Linked DNA regions of Homo sapiens: region 1 is linked to region 2. Evidence: read pairs that join two places in POLR2A ChIA-PET (ENCODE). Cell type or tissue: A673. All regions are shown on one strand. Each heading gives the region's core, and the rest is flanking DNA. Links, peaks and the distances in the headings are about the cores only. Region 1 has its middle 40 kb from the start of LINC00475. Region 2 overlaps CENPP (centromere protein P).

Region 1 (11,554 bases), core at 2,463-7,462, 150 kb before region 2:
AAACAGAACTGCCCAAGCTCCCCTGACCTTCTGGAGAACATGCGTGGAGCACATGCTGTCTTGGTAACTCACTGACCTCTCAGAGTCCTGAGCAGCCCTGCTCTGAGACCCCATAACTGAGCTTACCACCAGGGGAGGGAACACTTTCTGTGGAGACCGCTGAGCTCTAAGGCTGGACACTAGTAGTGGACATATTACTAGGCATGGCAGTACCTCAGTGGTGGAGCTCTGGTCAGAGGCAGGGACTGCTGGAAATACCCCTACAGGAGTGGATACTGGGAAGACACTTTCTTCAGGCCTCACAATATTATTTTGGGGTGAGAATTCCTGCATGAGTAGTAGAGGGTTTAAGCCAGTGAGGTCCTAGTGTTGACATGCATGTGAGTCTATCTGTGCCCCTTGCCTGTGAGGGTACAGGAAATGTGGCCAATACCAAGACTGGGGACAATGTGCACTGAAACTTTTGGATGGCGCCTTGTCCATACAGACATGTGCTAAATGGGAGCTCTCCCGTTTTCCCGTGGTCTCTGAAGGCTGGGGGTAGGCTGTGCTGAGAGGCCTCTAGGAGTCCTGCTGGCTGCACAGGGCTGTGTCCAGCAGGCTTGCAGGAAGGATGGCCCAGAACACTATTTTGAGGCTTATTGCTGGGGCACTAAATCCTGCATCAGCTAAGTAGATAAGGTAATACCAGGCTCTACCAGCTGGAGGAGTACAGACTTCTTGGGGCAGGGTTGGCCAAGGGCCTTAGACAGGAGGGAGCATGTTTATGCAGGATTGGGGGCTTTGGAGATGGGCAGTGGGTCAAGTGCCTGCAGACTTGGGGAAAGCAGGGCCTACGGGGACAGGTGAGGAGGGGCAGGAATTGTCCCTAGGCGCAGAGCTCTGAGCATGGCTGACCTAAACCTCGGCTTTTGGCTTGGCATCAGGACCCTCCTCCATCTGCTTCTGTCAGTCTTTCCCAGACCCTCATGTTTTGAAAGCACTCTAGCTGCAGGCTGGAACCCTCTTCTCATGGCTGGGATCCTGTTCCCCAGTCCTGCTCAATTACTTTGTGCACCAGCCACTTCCCTTTTTCCGTCTCCACTGGGAGTCGAACCTCCCTCCTCCACGCCCCAGGAGCGCTGTTCCTGTACTTCAGAGAAGCCCTTGCTCCCTGACACTGTGGACACCAGGTGTAGTTTCAGCTCCTCTGAAGGCCTGGGTGCTTCCTGTGGCAGGAGCAACGTTGAGTGCAGACTGACCCCACTCCCTCCCAGCTGGCGGCCTCAGCTCCCTCAGCACCCCTAGTGTCCCCCCTACCCCTGCTTTCCTCCTAGGAGCCCACAGTTGAGATTCTTTGTGTGAGGTCCCAGGTTCCTGCCCTGGGAGTCAGACAATGAATCCTATGGAAAGGGCAAGCACTAAGGAGCAGGAGGGGCCTTGGAGGGCCGTGCGGGGTGGAGGAGGAGCAGATGACTCTTTTGTTGGGTTTGGTTTTGTGTTGCCAAGCTTGGTTTGGGGAATGGCAGTTGATAGGCAGAAAAGCCAGGATTAGGAACCATTTAGAGGGACAGTGGGCTAGGGAGAGGGAGGGTCAAGCATGGACACCTAGGCCGAGCAGAGAGAAGGGGTCGAGGGGCTCTGCGGTCATCACAGGGTCTGCCATGGGGCCCTGAGGGTAAGTGGCAGCAGGAGCCAGGTCTGTGGCAGCACAAGGGCTGCGCAGGGCCCAGGCAGGCCAGCAGCCCTCAGAGGCTTGGGTGGAGAGCAGGTGTGAGGAGCCAGCGCGGGGTCAGAAAGAGGAGTGAGCCTCATGATTTTGTCAATCCAGTTGATGAAGTAGGTGACCCTGGTGAAGATGCTGGGGTAGGCAGGATGCCGGCAGTCCAGGCCCCAGCTGGCCAGCCCCACCAGGACCCAGGCACTGGGGAGGTAGCAGACTAGAGGCCCCCCAGAATCGCCCTGAGAACAAAGAAAGAGGAGTTAGCTTTGGGGGATGAGTGTGTCTGAGACACCAGGTGGCAAGGTCGGACGTTCTGCGCCTCTGCTCTCTGAGTCAGGGTCCCGCTGCAGACCCACCAGATGGAAATCTCCAGGCATCAAGCTCCTGAGCTGACCCTCAGAGTGGACAATCATAGATCTGAATCTACCAACACGTGAACCCACCCTCTGCCCTCTACACCCAGGACAACACACTGCTTGAAGCCTAGAGGGGACAGCTGTATGTACAGGGCCTGAGAGGCGCTGGGCCTGCTAGCAAAGCACAGCCAGCTGAAACCTCTGTGCAGAGCGCAGCTCTTGTGAACCCTAAGCTGCAGCAGAACATCCCCTCTGGGCGCCCCGTCCTTTTTTGTTCATTTAGGCCTTTGGTTTTCTCTCAACTTTTTGGTAAAGTATCTTTAGAAAGTGCCCATGCCCAGGCCCTGTGGAGACAGCCCACATCACTAGGGAAGCAGGCAGGGGTCTCCAGAAAGTTGCTTGGAGTTACTGGAGTCCTGAAATGCTGTCAGGGTGGGATCATGCAGTTGAAAGCCCCCTATATCATGGGCCAAAAAGTGAGACCCAAAGAAAGGGTCTCAGCTGGGCACGGTAACTCACACCTGTAATCACAGCACTTTGGGAGGCTGAGGCAGGCGGATCACGAGGTCAAGAGATTGAGACCATCCTGGCCAACATGGTGAAGCCCTGTCTCTACTAAAAATACAAAAATTAGCTGGGCATGGTGGCGTGTACCTGTACTCCCAGCTACTCGGGAGGCCGAGGCAGGAGAATCGCTTGAACCCAGGAGGCGGAGGTTCCAGTGAGCCAAGATCATGCCACTACACTCCAGCCTGGCAACAGAGCGAGACTCCTTCAAAAAAAAGGAAAGAAGGAAGGAAGGAAGGAAGGGAGGGAAAAAAGAAAGGGTCTCATCTTCAGGGTGGTGGGAGGCAGGGCCCACAGCCGGCTCTTCCGCCCACTAGTCCAGGGTGCACCTGGGGCATCCAGTGCAGGCACTGCTCTTGGGAAACACGGGGAAAAGACAAACCCTGTCCCCCATGGTGCATAGATAAATAAGCCAACTGACCCTATGGAAGCGGGAGGACATTTCGTATCCATGGATCACAACAAGCTTTCCTGACCTTACACTCAAATAGGAAACAGAACCTACTTCTGCGAGGTCCAGAAGAGAGGGCCCAGTTGGCGCAAACCAGGAGAGGATGGGGCAAACCTTGTGGGAGGGAGTGAGGGGGCAGAGGGAGGTCTCAGAGCTGCAGAGGGGCAACTTGGAGAACTGTATGCTGGAGGGTGGGGGACACGTGACCTGTTTAAACCATCAGTCTGGTGCCATGTAGAGAAAGAAGTTGCTGAGCACCAGGTAGAGAGGAGGGACCAGGGAGGAAACTACAGGAGGGAAGAAATGGTCAGATTTGGGATGGTATTTTGAAGGAGGAGCCAAAGGACTTGTGGACTCTGGCCTTTTCTTACCAACCAGGGAAAAGGAGTGGAGACAAAAGGAAGAAGGCTAAGAACTCGGCTCTGGGGTCTCCAGCACTGAGAGGCCGGAAGGGCCCAGCCCCTCTCAGGCCCTGTACATACAGCTGTTCCTTCTAGGCTTCAAGCAGTGTGTTGTCCTGGGTGTGGAAGGCAGAGGGTGGGTCCACGTGTGATAGATTCAGATCCATAATTGTCCACTCTGAGGGTCAGCTCAGGAGCTTTGATACCTGGAGATTTCTATCTGGTGGGTCTGCAGTGGGACCCTGACTCAGAAAGAGGAGGCACAGAGCATCCGACCTTGCCACCTGGTGTCTCAGACATGATCATCGCCCAAAGCTAACTCCTCTTTCTTTGTCCTCAGGGTGATTCTGGGGGGCCTCTAGTCTGCTATCTCCTCAGAGGCAGCTGGTAGCAAAAAGTGGGAGTGGAGTGGCTGGCGACTGGCACCAGCAGCTGAGCGTGAGATGCTGCTGATGTGTCAAGGGAGCAGTGACTCTGGCAAGGCAGAGGCTGTGGACAAAGTGGCTTTGGTGGCATGAGAGGGACAAGGCTGGTTTGGGTGATTCAGTGCAGTCAGGCCTGGGAGGAGTCTTCAGGGAAGAAAGGTGGAGAAATGGGGCAGTAGCTGGAGGAGATTGTTGCCATGCCTTGACGTGGGAGGCATGAGAGGGAGGGCAGGGGACACAGGAGTAGGGGAAAGGCCCTAGCGACCCGGTGCTCAAGGATGGGTTGGCCCAGGGTGAGCCATCGGGGCAAGGGGGAGAGACTAGGCAGATCAGGGTGGGCAGATGTGGGGCCAAGAAGAGCGAGCTTCTCATTGCTTCATCTTCTCAGTTTGATGAGAAGCAAGAGAGCACACTGAGAGGGAGGGGCCTGGGCTGGGGGAGTGGAGGCCAGAGGAGAGAGAAGGGGTGACGTGGTGCGGTCACTAAAGAATACTCCCAAAGACATCCATATCCTCATCCCTGGAACCTGTGAATGTGTTATCTTACATGGCGTAGGGGACTTTGCAACTGGAGTTGAGTGGAGACTCTTGAGATGGGAGATTATTCTGGAGTATCTCAAAAGGCCCAGTGTCATCACAAAGTTTTTTATAAGGGAAGGCAGGAGGCAGAAGGGTCAGAGTCAGAGGAGGAGATATGACAACAGACACAGAGGTCACACTGATAGCTTTGAAGATGGAGAAAGAGACCATGAGCCCAGGAGTGTGGGCGGCCTCTAGAAGTTGGAAAAGGAAATTGAATCTCCTCTAGAGCCTCCAGAAAAAAACCCAGCTCTGATGACACCTTGATTTTAGACTTTTGCCCTCTAGAACTGCAAGATAATAGACATCTGTGGTCTCAGCCGCCCAGTTTGTGGGGATTTGCTCCTGCAGCCCTGGCAAATTCATGCCCGGGGTCTTCTTGGGAGTGGAAAGTGCCTTCGCTGTCTCAGATCCACCCCTCAGTGCTTCCCTACTCGGAGTGCCCACCCAGCTTGTTTGAGGGCAAGAGGAGGCCTGGTCCTCCGGGCAATGGTCCCTGACTACTCCAGGCCTCAGTGATCCATGCAGATGAACCACCTGCTTGCCAACATCACGCTTGATTCTGGGCCAGTCTGGGAGAGACGGGAAGGACTCCAAGGGTCTCCTGGCCCTGACCCTTGGGAGCTCCGAGTACGCAGAGGAAGTCCCAACATTAATGTACCCCATGCAAACTAGGCTGTGGTTTGCACTACTGTGGAGACAGAGGAAGCCACGTGTAACTGGTGGGCCTGGTGGTGAATTCCACATTGGGTGAAAGGGCAGGTCCGAGATAGGCCCAGAAGAATGAGTACAACTCAGATAGAGGAAAACAGACAAGGCCAGGAACATGGAAGCCAACACTTATTAAGCACCTGCTAAATGCCAGGCATGGTGCTACATTTCTACAGGAACCTTATGAAGTGGAGGCTGTTAGCAAGCCCACTGCACGGGTGAGAAAACTTAGCTAAGGTCACAGCACATGCAAGTGACAGAGTGAAGACTGCAACCAGCTGTGTCCTGCTCGCAGTCTGAGCGCTGAGTCACCCTGCAGCTCTCTCTCTCCTCAAAGCTGTTTTTGCGTGCTCCATGCAGGGAAGAGAAGAGAGCCACAGGGTGGAGGCGGGGACCACAGCAGATGGCTCAGCAGGAGATGAATCCAGATGGAATCTCACAGACAGGCAGTGGTGGCTGAAAGGCTCAGGAGATGTCCACCTCAGTGGTGTCCTTGGCCTGGGCAAGGAACTAGAGGAGGGGCAGGGCTGAGGGCACTGTGGAATGTCCAGCAGGTAGGCAAAGTGTGCTGGCCCTGAGGCTCCAGGGGCATGACCTTTGCAAGAGAGGCTGGTGGGGAACAAGGCTGGAAGGGAGCTGGACTAAGGACTTGTTGGCTGAGCCCCACCAGGGCTGGGCATTGGGCAGGCTCCCTGCTCCCCCTGGGGTACAGATGACTCTGTGAGGAGAAGGGGCCAGGCCACAGCCAGAAAGGAGGAACAATGAAGTATGTGGACGTGGACAGGAAACCAAGAAGCCTGGGGCTGGCTCCCGCTGGGCAGGCAGGTGGGCTGAGCTCCCTCCCACTACTCAGTTAGCTTGCCGGGCAATATTGAAAACAGTGCTGCCAATGAGCCCTTCCCACGGGCCAGGGGGACTCAGGGCTCAGACTAGGGGGAAGGAAAGACCTGGTTCTAGTTTTCAATCTATCATTTTGCTAGCATTGTGGTCTTTGCCAAACATATCCATTTCCAAGGGCTTGCCATAACACACTGCCACCACCTTGGTGGCTTAGAAGCAACAGAAATGTATTCTCTCACAGTTCTAGAGGCCACAAAACTGAAATCAGTGTGCTTCCAGGGACACACTACCTCCAAAGGCTCTAGGGGAAGACCCTCCCTTGGCTGTTCCAGCTTCTGGCGGCACAGGCATTCCTTGGCTTGTGGCGGCATCCCTCTCCTCTCCATGTCTTTCTGCACATGGCCATCTTCTCCATGTGTGTCTCTATGGCCTCTCCCCCTCTTTTAAGGACACCAGTCATTGAATTTAGGGCCCACCCTAAATCTAGGATGGGTTCATCTTGAGATTCTTAACTAATTACATCTGTAAAGATCCTACTTCCGAATAAGGTCACACTCTGAGGTTCCAAGTGGACGCCATCCTTCCAACCACCTCATGGAGGAGGCCTTGGAATCCTCACGCAGCTGATGAGGACCCAGGCTCAGGAGGTGAAGAGAACATCCCAGGTCACAGGGCAGGCACATGTGGTGGAGCAATGTCTCTCATTCCAGGGTCCCAGCACTTTCCTCTCTGCCCTACAGTGGTGTCTATGCAAAAGCTCGGCCCACAGATGTCAGCTTAAGAGGCTACCACCTGTGGGAGAGGTTGTGGAGGCAGGGTTGGCCTTGGAGTCGCAACACCTGGGCCCAGGTTGTACTGCCTCACTTAGGCTAGCCACTTTTCCTCTCTGGGCCTCAATTTCCCCACCTATAAGATGGAACATTACAGAAGGTTGAAAAGGATTTTCACACCATGTATCTTACTGTGAACTTATGTCCGGAATACATAAAGAGCTCCTAGAAGAAAAAGACAGACAACCCAACAGAAAAATGAGAGGAGAAAAAGAACTTGAAGGGAAACTTCATAAAGATATCCAATAATAATAAACATACAAAAAATTTTAAGCCAAAAACTACACACTCACCAAAATGGCCAAAATCAGAAAAGATGGAAAGGAATAAAAGTTGGTGAGAAAAGAAGCTCTCATCCTCTGCTAGAGGGAAGGCGGTTTGCTATCCTCTGCCAAAGCTGAACACACAGACACATCTTTTTATCTAGCAATTCTACTCATAGGATTCTATGCAATAAAATATATTCATCTGTGTCCCAAAGACAAATACAAACATGTACATAGCACAGCTACTTATAATACCTCCAACTTGGAACCTACTCAAATACTTATCCAATGTAGAATTCAACTCACACAATAGCGCGCTGTCGAGCAGTGAGAAGAACACACCATAACAACGTGTAATAGTATGGACAAATCTCAGAAATACACTGTTAGGACACAAGAGAGTGCTGACTGTAAATTCCACTTACAGGAATTTCAGAATCTACGGTGTTAAAAGTGAAGGTGTTTGTTACCCTTGGGCGTTAGTGATAAGAAGGAGGCACATGGGTGCTTCTCGGGTGCTGGTAACATGTTGTATCAGTGTGGGAAAGTTCACCAAACTATATACTTATTAATTATGTACTCTTGTGTATATATATTATGCTTTAATAAAAAGTTTAAAATATATTAAAAAATGCTGTTTGAAGATCCTTCCAGCAGATGTTCCTGCTGAGATGCGCTGGGGAAGGGGCTAGTCTAGGGGAGACTTCTGAGGGATGGAGCCCAGGGAGGACACTCAGAGGAGAGGAAACAGGAATTCCAAGGGACACCACAAAGAAAGCAGAGGCAACACAGAGACCCGTCCCAAGGGAAACTGAGGCCAAGAGAATATGCAAAGGAAGAGAGGAAATGACCGTACTCACTTTGCAGATGGACTTTCCTGTCGAGAAGTCCCCCCCCACACAGCATCTCCTCGTGCAAAGCTTAGGTCTCGCCTTTGCCAGTTCTTTGCCCATATAAGGTATTACAGAGTGTGTTCTCAATGAGGCCCACCTTGCCCTCCTGGAGATAGAAGGGTGGTGACAGTTGCACTGAATAGATAAGGGGGAGATCAATGACATGTCCTGTAGGTTAACTAAGAAAGTTCAGGCTACTCTGAGCCCCTACTCTGTCTGACTGCTAACCACAACCCCCCAAACATAGGTTTTCTCAGAACTGCTGAGCTTTAACTGCTGCTTCACTCTACTACCCATCCTTGATAAGCTTCTCTTCTTTTTCTCAAACCTTTGCACATAGTCATCCTATTCCCTCTACCTCTCTCATAGCAATAGATCACACCTCTCTTATTCTACAAGAGGCAAATCCCACCAACACATGACTCATTTATTGGAACTTAGCAACTATTCACTGACCAACTTACTCTTTCATGAACCATCCCATCCATTCTCCCTCCATCTATCACTAACCTTTCTTCTCCACCCATCATCCCATCCACTCACTCACCCATTCCTCCATCTACCTATCTTCCCACACCTACCCATTCATCCACTCACTTTCCAGATATTTGCCCATCCATCCATCCTTGCAGCCATCTCTCCATCGAGCCCTCCATCTCTCACCCACCTATCCTCCTCTCCACCTACTGACACATCCACCCACTGACACATCCACCCACTCCATCTGTCCACCCCTCACCAATCCTTCTATCTACACATCTATCCAAACATCCATCTACCAACTCAAATATCATCCATCAATCCATCCATCCATCCACTCATCCCTCCACTTATCCTTCCATCCATGCAGTCACCCATCATTCTAGCCATCCATTATCCATCCATTTATCCATTCATCCATCCATCCATCCATCCATCCATCCATCCATCCATCCATTCACTAACACAATCACTGATCTATTCACTCATCTATTCAGCTATCCTGGTGCTGTCTTTTACATGCTAATGATATAGATAATTTTTAGTAGAAAGTGACAGATTATATGAAATAATAAATTAAAAAATATTTTAGATTAAGTGATATGAAGAAAATAAAACAGGAAGATGTGATAGAGGGGGTTGCCTATTTTAGCTCACATGATTAAGTAAAACCAAGAAAAAAAACTGAATAGTAAATGTAAAGAAGTGACTCCTGCAAAGATGAGAATGACAAGCAAGCTAAGAAAAAAAAAAAACAGCAGCTAAAGGCCCCGAGATAGAAATAGCCTTGAGATGTTCAAAGAGTACCCAGGAGGCCCAAGAGGATGGGGTGGGGTATGTGAAGGCTGCAGTAAAAGATGGGGTATGTAATGGCTGCAGTGAAATATGAAGAATGGAAAGGGTGCATTGGAAGGTGGGATGTGTCATGACTGGAGCAGGAGATGGGGGATGTGAAGGGTGCGGTGGGAGGTGGGGGATGTGAAGGGTGTGGTGGGAGGTGGGGGATGTGAAGGGTGCGGTGGGAGGTGGGGGATGTGAAGGGTGCGGTGGGAGGTGGGGGATGTGAAGGGTGCGGTGGGAGGTGGGGGATGTGAAGGGTGCTGTGGGAGATGGGGGATGTGAAGGGTGTGGTGGGAGGTGGGGGATGGGAAGGGCGCGGTGGGAGGTGGGGGATGGGAAGGGTGCTGGAATTGCAGGCATGAGCCACCACGCCTGGCCATGTGTCTGGATTTCATTTTGCACAAATGAGAAGTTACTGTAGAATACTGAACCGGGAAGTGACATGACTAATATTTAAAGTAACACTCCGACACCCACATGGAGCCTACAGTGGGGGCACAGAAGAATGGAAGCTGGGTGACCAGTTCCGAAGCTACAGGCAAGAAATGGTGGTCTATCAGTGTCATGCAGCACGGTGGTACCAGCCCAGGAGCACCGTTTGGGATATTAAAACAAGTATATGTTGCCTCTACCCTCAAGGTATAACCAGATGTATGTGTGAATGCTGGGGACCAGCCAGCAGATGATCAGGGAGAATCCCCTCCATCTGGCAGTCAAAGGCCATGGATGCTAGCAGAGCCCCACTCAGTGAAGACATATTCTATCAAAAATACGTACAGCACCTCTGTTGAGAAATGCTAACCCTACACATAATTAAATATATGTTCTTCCTTTTTCCCTTAACATCATACCATAAGCATTTCCCTAAACTGTAAACACTCCTTTCTTCAATAAACACTCTTGTGTATAAATCTTTGCTTACATTTCTTTCCTACTCATCTAACGATGAAAACACACACAACTCTCTCCTCTGTTATTCAGTCACGTAACAAGACTGTGAAGTAGATGAATGACCCAGGTTAGGATAAGAGCAACATGAGGTTCAGAGAAGGTCAAGAGTTCTACGTCGCAATCATTCTAACTGGATCATGCAGCCTCAGACTGCAGAGCCACCATGTGTTTTCTCTCCACTCTTCCCAAGCACCTTCCCAAGCAAGGGACGATCCAAGTGTTTGGTGGTGACCTAGAATGGGCCAGCCCCCAAGCATGTCTTTGGAGTTCAATCGAGTCATCTTAGTCCCATGGCTGACTAAAACCTTAAAATAGTGGCTCACGCCTGTCATCCCAGCACTTTGGGAAGCCAAGGCAGGCAGATCACCTGAGGTCAGGAGTTCAAGACCAGCCTGACCTACATGGAGAAACCCTGTCTCTACTAAAGATACAAAATTAGCCGGGCATGGTGGTGCATGCCTGTAATGCCAGCTACTTGAGAGGCTAAGGCAGGAGAATTGCTTGAACCTGGGAGGCGGAGGTTGCAGTGAGCCGAGATCATGCCACTGTACTCTAGCCTAGGTGACAGAGTGAGACTCCGTCTCAAAAAATAAATAAGTAAATAAATAAATGAATAAATAAATAAAACATTAAAAAGAAGAACCATGAAGACTCAAAGAACCCAGATTCTGGATTCTCAAAAGTTAAAGATTCCCAGACTTTCAGAGCCTGGGACTCAGGGAACTCTAAAGCTATGGGATCACAAACTTTCAGAAGTAGAAAGGCCCCAGCGTGGTGGTCCTCACCTTACCGGTCATGGAAATGAGGCACAGAGGGCCAAGTCCAGTGGCTTCCTCTTTGCCTGGCTAAGCCATCCTTCCTTCTTCCCCTCTGCCTCCCTCTCCTTCCCCTCCCTCATCCTCCCGCCTCTCCCACACCCCTCTTATGGTCTTCGGTGAGCATTCCCCAGCCGGTTATCCAACAGGACACGTTACTGGGCAGCTGCATGTCCCGGGATGGGAGGCAGACAGGGACAATGTAGGAAGTGAAGTTCATAGGCAGGTGCAGCTGCAACATGGCAATGTCACTCCCAAAGGGGTGGAGCTTCTCAAAGTCTGGATGGGTGATGATCCGGTGCACAGACATCTTCTGGGTGTGCTGGGTTTGATGATACAGTTGGATGTTTCCCAACAGAACCTGATAGTTCTTCGGGGCCTGGGATTTGCTGGAGGAGGAAGGGCCCATTTTTACCATTCTCTGAGAGTGCGGGGCAGCACTCTCTTT
Region 2 (5,000 bases), core at 1-5,000:
TTTTGTGGCAAAATATACATAAGATTTACTATTTTAACCATTTTTGAGCGTTCAGCTCAATGGCATTAAACACATGCACATTGTTGTACAGCCATCACCACTGTCCATCTTCAGAACTTTTTCATCACCCCTAAACTGAAACACCATACCTATTAAACACGAACTCCCTACTAGCCACTCTGACAACTGCAGGTTCTTTTTTGAGTTCTGCATATCCAGCCTTTAATGATGACTTGGTTCTCTTACCACTTTGCTCTATCGGAAATACCTTGAAATTTTCCTTCATAGTTTGCTGTGACATTTGGTGTTCACTTGTCAGAAGCTCATTTATATTTATGGCTTTTTTTTTTTTTTTTTTTGAGACGGAGTTTCGCTCTTGTCGCCCAGGCTGGAGTGTGGTGGCGCAACCTCAGCTCACTGCAACCTCCGCCCCCTGGGTTCAAGGGAGTCTCCTGCCTCAGCCTCCCGAGTAACTGGGATTACAGGCACCCGCCACCATGCCCAGCTAATTTTTTGTATTTTTACTAGAGATGGGGTTTCGCCATGTTGGGCAGTCTGGTCTCGAACTCTTGACCTCAGGTGATCTGCCCACCTCGGCATCCCAAACTTCTGGGATTACGTGAGCCACCGTGCCCGGCCGCACATCATTTATATATGAAGATTGTCTCTGTTCTTTTTTCTTTTTCTTTTTCTTTTTTGTTTTGTTTTTTGAGAGAGGGTCTCACTCTGTTGCCCATGCTGAAGTGCAGTGGCATGATTATGACTCACTGCAACCTTCACCCACCTCCCATGCTCAAGCAATCGTCCTGCCTCAGCGACCCTCCACCAGCCAAGTAGTTGGGACTGAAGGCATGGCACCTGCCACTATGCCCAGATAATTTTGTGTGTGTGTGTGTGTGTGTATTTTTTGGTAGACATGGGGTTTTACCATGTTGGCCCGACTGGTCTTGAACTCCTGGGCTGCCTCAGGATTACAGGAGTGAGTCGCTGTGCCCAATCTGTTCTTTTTTCCTTGACTTCTATATTTAATGTAATTTGTAGGGGCATCAGTCTATGATGGCAAATGCAAAAGAAGCTGTGGTAGTTTCATGATACAGAATATACTTATATTAACATTTTAAATTAGCATTAAAACAAAATTTGAGACAAATTTTACAGACTTTATTAAGTCTTGGATTCTCAGTGTGAAGAATATAGAGTTAGATTATTCTGTGTAGAGATGGTATAAGGTCATAAGAGCATTGGTTAATGTAGTAGAATTAGAAATACAAAAGGAAGAATAGTTATGTGAGGGAGCAGAACGGATGGCAGTAAGTCCAGATGTCAGGCAAGTGAAGGAGTCAAGGATAACTTCCAAGGTATAGAGCCTGACATACCAAGGGAAATATTTTATTATTAACAAATGTAGGGTAATTTAGAGGAAAAGCAGATTCCAAGAGAAACGATTTGGTGAGCTATCAAGCTAGATCTACCTTGCAGGAAGAAGAGATACATGGTTAGAGGTATATTTTAAGAGTTACTGGCATAGAGGAGCTAAGGCTAATCATTTAGTGTTCCTGCAGAATGAAAGAATACATATTTAGGATAGCAGAAGTAAGAGTGTTAGGGTTTTCCTCTAATGTTGGAGACAAGAAGCTGACCCTAGATAGCAAATGAGAATTGGGATAATTATGCCCAAGAATCCAAGGAAGAGATGTTTTAAGCTGGCCGGAAAAGTCAACAGTATAGAATGTAGCAGAGTGTTTAAAGGAAATAATGGATGACAAAAAAAAAATACCATCTAATACAATTATTAGCTAAAATTTCTTTTTTTAAAAAAGTTTAAGTTTTTTTTTTCTTTTCTTTGTTTTTTTTTTTTTTTGTTGAGACAGAGTCTTACTTTGTTGCCCAGGCTGGAATACAGTGGCGTGATCTTGGCTCACTGCAACCTCTGCCTCCCATACTCAAGCAATTCTCCTGCCTCAGCCTCCTGGGTAGCCAGGATTACAGGCACCCGCCACCACTCGAGGCTAATTTTTTGTATTTTTAGTAGAGAAGGGGTTTCACCATATTGGCCAGGCTGGTCTCGAACTCCTGACCTCAAGTGATCCACCTGCCTTGGCCTCCCAAAGTGCTGGGATTGCAGGCGTGAGCCACTGCGCCAGGCCAACTAAAATTTCATTCTTTTTCTCAAGGAAAATATATTTATATGTTCTCAATGAAGAATGTCTGGCCATAGTGATGTTTAAAGAGATTTGCTATTTCTTTTTCCGATAAATCTCTTTCTTACTATAAAACGTTCTGTGGTGTTTACTTTTAGAAATTAAAGTTAGCTAATTGATTTTATTTTTTAATTTCTTTCTTTTTTTATTTTTTTGAGAGGGAGTCTCGCTCTGTCGCCCAGGTTGGAGTGCAGTGGCACAATCTCTGCTCACTGCAAGCTCCGCCTCCCAGGTTCACACCATTCTCCTGCCTCAGCCTCCCGAGTAGCTGGGACTACAGGCGCCTGCCACCACGCCTGGCAAATTTTTTGTATATTTAGTAGACATGGGGTTTCACTGTGTTAGCCAGGATGGTCTTGATCTCCTGACCGCGTGATCCACCCGCCTTGGCTTCCCAAAGTGCTGGGATTACAGGCGTGAGCCACGGCGCCTGGCCTATTTTTTAATTTCAAGACATCTTTTAAAATAATTTGAGAGATATATCAGACATTTAGGCTGGAATTTCATGGGTCAGAACACACATTGTAATTTTGCAAAGTAGTCCTGTTATAATTTATTTGAAAGGTGTTTCTAATATGTGGAAATTTGGAAGTATAATTTGGTTACATATGTTTTTTGTTGAAATTAAAGATTGTGGGCTGGGCATGGTGGATCACGCCTGTAATCCAGCACGCTGGGAGACTGAGGCGGGAGGATTGCTTGAAGTCAGGAGTTTAAGACCAGCCTAGGTAATAAAGCCAGACCTTGTCTCTATGAGAAGGAAAAAAAAATTAGCTAGGCACAGTGGCATACCTGTGGTCCCAGCTACTCAGGAGGATCCTTTGAGCCTGGGAGTTCAAGGCTGCAGTGCACTATGATTACACCACTGCACTCCAGGCTGGGTGACAGCGTAAGACCCTCATCTCTTAAAAAGGAAGAAAGAAAAAAAAAGTGGTGGTGTTAGTAACCACACTGGTTTTGAGAAAATTCTTTTTAATTTTTTAATTTTTTTTATTTTAATGGGGGAAGGTGACTTAATTGGAAGAGAGTAAGAGGGACAAAATGGGAATGCTTTGAGGAAAATGGGGTTATTAGATGAAACACGTGTTAGTAATTGGAGTGATTATTTTTGATATTTGCCTTTTAGAAAATCTTTTCAAGCCATACACCAATTCAATTTGGAAGGATGGAAGTCTTCAAAAGATCTGAAAAATCAGCTTGGACATTTAGAATCAGAACTTTCATTTCTAAGTACGCTTACTGGCATCAATATAAGAAATCACTCCAAGCAGACAGAAGACCTAACAAGCACTGAGATGACAGAAAAGAGTAAGCATTTTTTTTAAATCTAGACATAGTATGGAAGCTTACCTTATTATGCATAAGAAATTGGTTGTCATAATATTGAATTAAAATTCTACAAGGTAAGTATTTGAAAGTATGGTTGTGGTAAACTTGTTTACTCACATATCTTTTGAACATCACGGTGTTCAAAAAGCTGCCTGGGCCAGGCCCCGTGATCATGCCTATAATCCCAGCTTTTGGGAGGCCAAGGCATGCAGATCACCTGAGGTCAGGAGTTTGAGACAAGCCTGGCCAACATGGTGCAACTCTGTCTCTACTGAAAATACAAAAATTAGCCGGATGTGTTGGTGGGCACCTGTAATCTAAGCTACTTGGGAAGCTGAGCCAGGAGAATCATTTGAACCCGGGAGGTGGAAGTTGCAGTGAGCTGAGATTGTGCCATTGCACTCCACCCTGGGGGACAGAGCAAGACTCCATTTAAAACAAAAAAAAAAAGGGCTGCCTGAGATAAATATTAAAGAACAGACACAGTTTCTTTTCTTTCTTTCTTTTTTTTTTTTACCTTCTCCTTCCTGATGGAAAAGAACAGACACAGTTTTTATCATTAAGTACCTTAATAGTCAAGTAAATAGTAATAAGCGAATAATGATTATAAGAACAACAGCACCATTAATTTATACATCTTAGGAGTTGTTCAGCACTGACATGAAAGCTGCCAAGATAAATATTTTAGCAGCTGGACCTTTTGCTGGAAGGAAGGTTTCTGGTCCCAATGACTAGATTTTATTGCCAAAGATCTGTGATGCACTAAGAGATAAAGGGAAGCTACTGCAGCTGTGCAACTGGATGTCAAGAACTTTGGTTGGTCAAGAATAACATTCCCAAAAGCAGAAATCATTTTTGGTGTGCTTTCTGACTTTTCCACTGAAAATTACCCTCATGACAGGGGAGAGGGTCTTGGGCAGCCACTGCAGGGAGACTGAATTACATGTAGAAACAGAGTGATGGAATTTGGAGACTTAAATTACTTGAAAGGAAGAGATGGAATGCAGAGAGAATAGAGAATGAGGATAGGCCAGTTATAAGACTTTTACTAGCTTAAAAGCCGCAGCATGAAGATTAGGCGTAGAGTCTTGACAAAGCTAATGTGGTTTGAATGGGAGATTTCAGACAGGGACATCACAAGAGTTGAAATGCTTTTTTCCTGTGAGTAATATGTGCTCATTTTAGCAAACTTGGAAAAATATAGAAATTATGAAGAAGAAATATCATTTTAAAGCCAGAAATCTAAGTAGTTATAGGAGTTTCTTGAAATTAATTGCAAGTAATTCAGCAAGAGTAATGGTACCGGAAGAGAAATATCTTGTTTTTTATTTTTTTGTTCTTTTTCCTTTGTTTTTTGTTTGTTTTATTTTTTCGAGATGGAGTTTTGCACTGTCACCCGGGCTGGAGTGCAGTGGCGTAATCAAAGAGCTTTTTGAAGTCATTATTGTTTTCCATAGCTATTAGTTGGGC

The links. Peaks named below come from ENCODE experiments on the same cell type or tissue, not always from the same donor. Only the 100,000 strongest peaks of a DNase experiment are listed, where the experiment ranks them.
Region 1: POLR2A ChIA-PET joins it to region 2 with 10 read pairs; 2 of 35 experiments call an interaction of 5 or more read pairs at or near these places.

Annotation. Positions count from the first base shown.
Region 1 is chr9:92,175,534-92,187,087 of GRCh38, forward strand. It overlaps the pseudogene PRSS47P. Among named protein-coding and RNA genes, the nearest start is that of LINC00475, 40 kb to the left of the region's middle. In A673, for the core only: no CTCF peak of the experiment used is centred there; a DNase peak (open chromatin) is centred at 5,528.
Region 2 is chr9:92,328,843-92,333,842 of GRCh38, forward strand. It overlaps CENPP (centromere protein P), which reads left to right. Exons shown (of 8, transcript NM_001012267.3): 2 at 3,328-3,509. Among named protein-coding and RNA genes, the nearest start is that of CENPP, 5.4 kb to the left of the region's middle. In A673, for the core only: no CTCF peak of the experiment used is centred there; no DNase peak of the experiment used is centred there.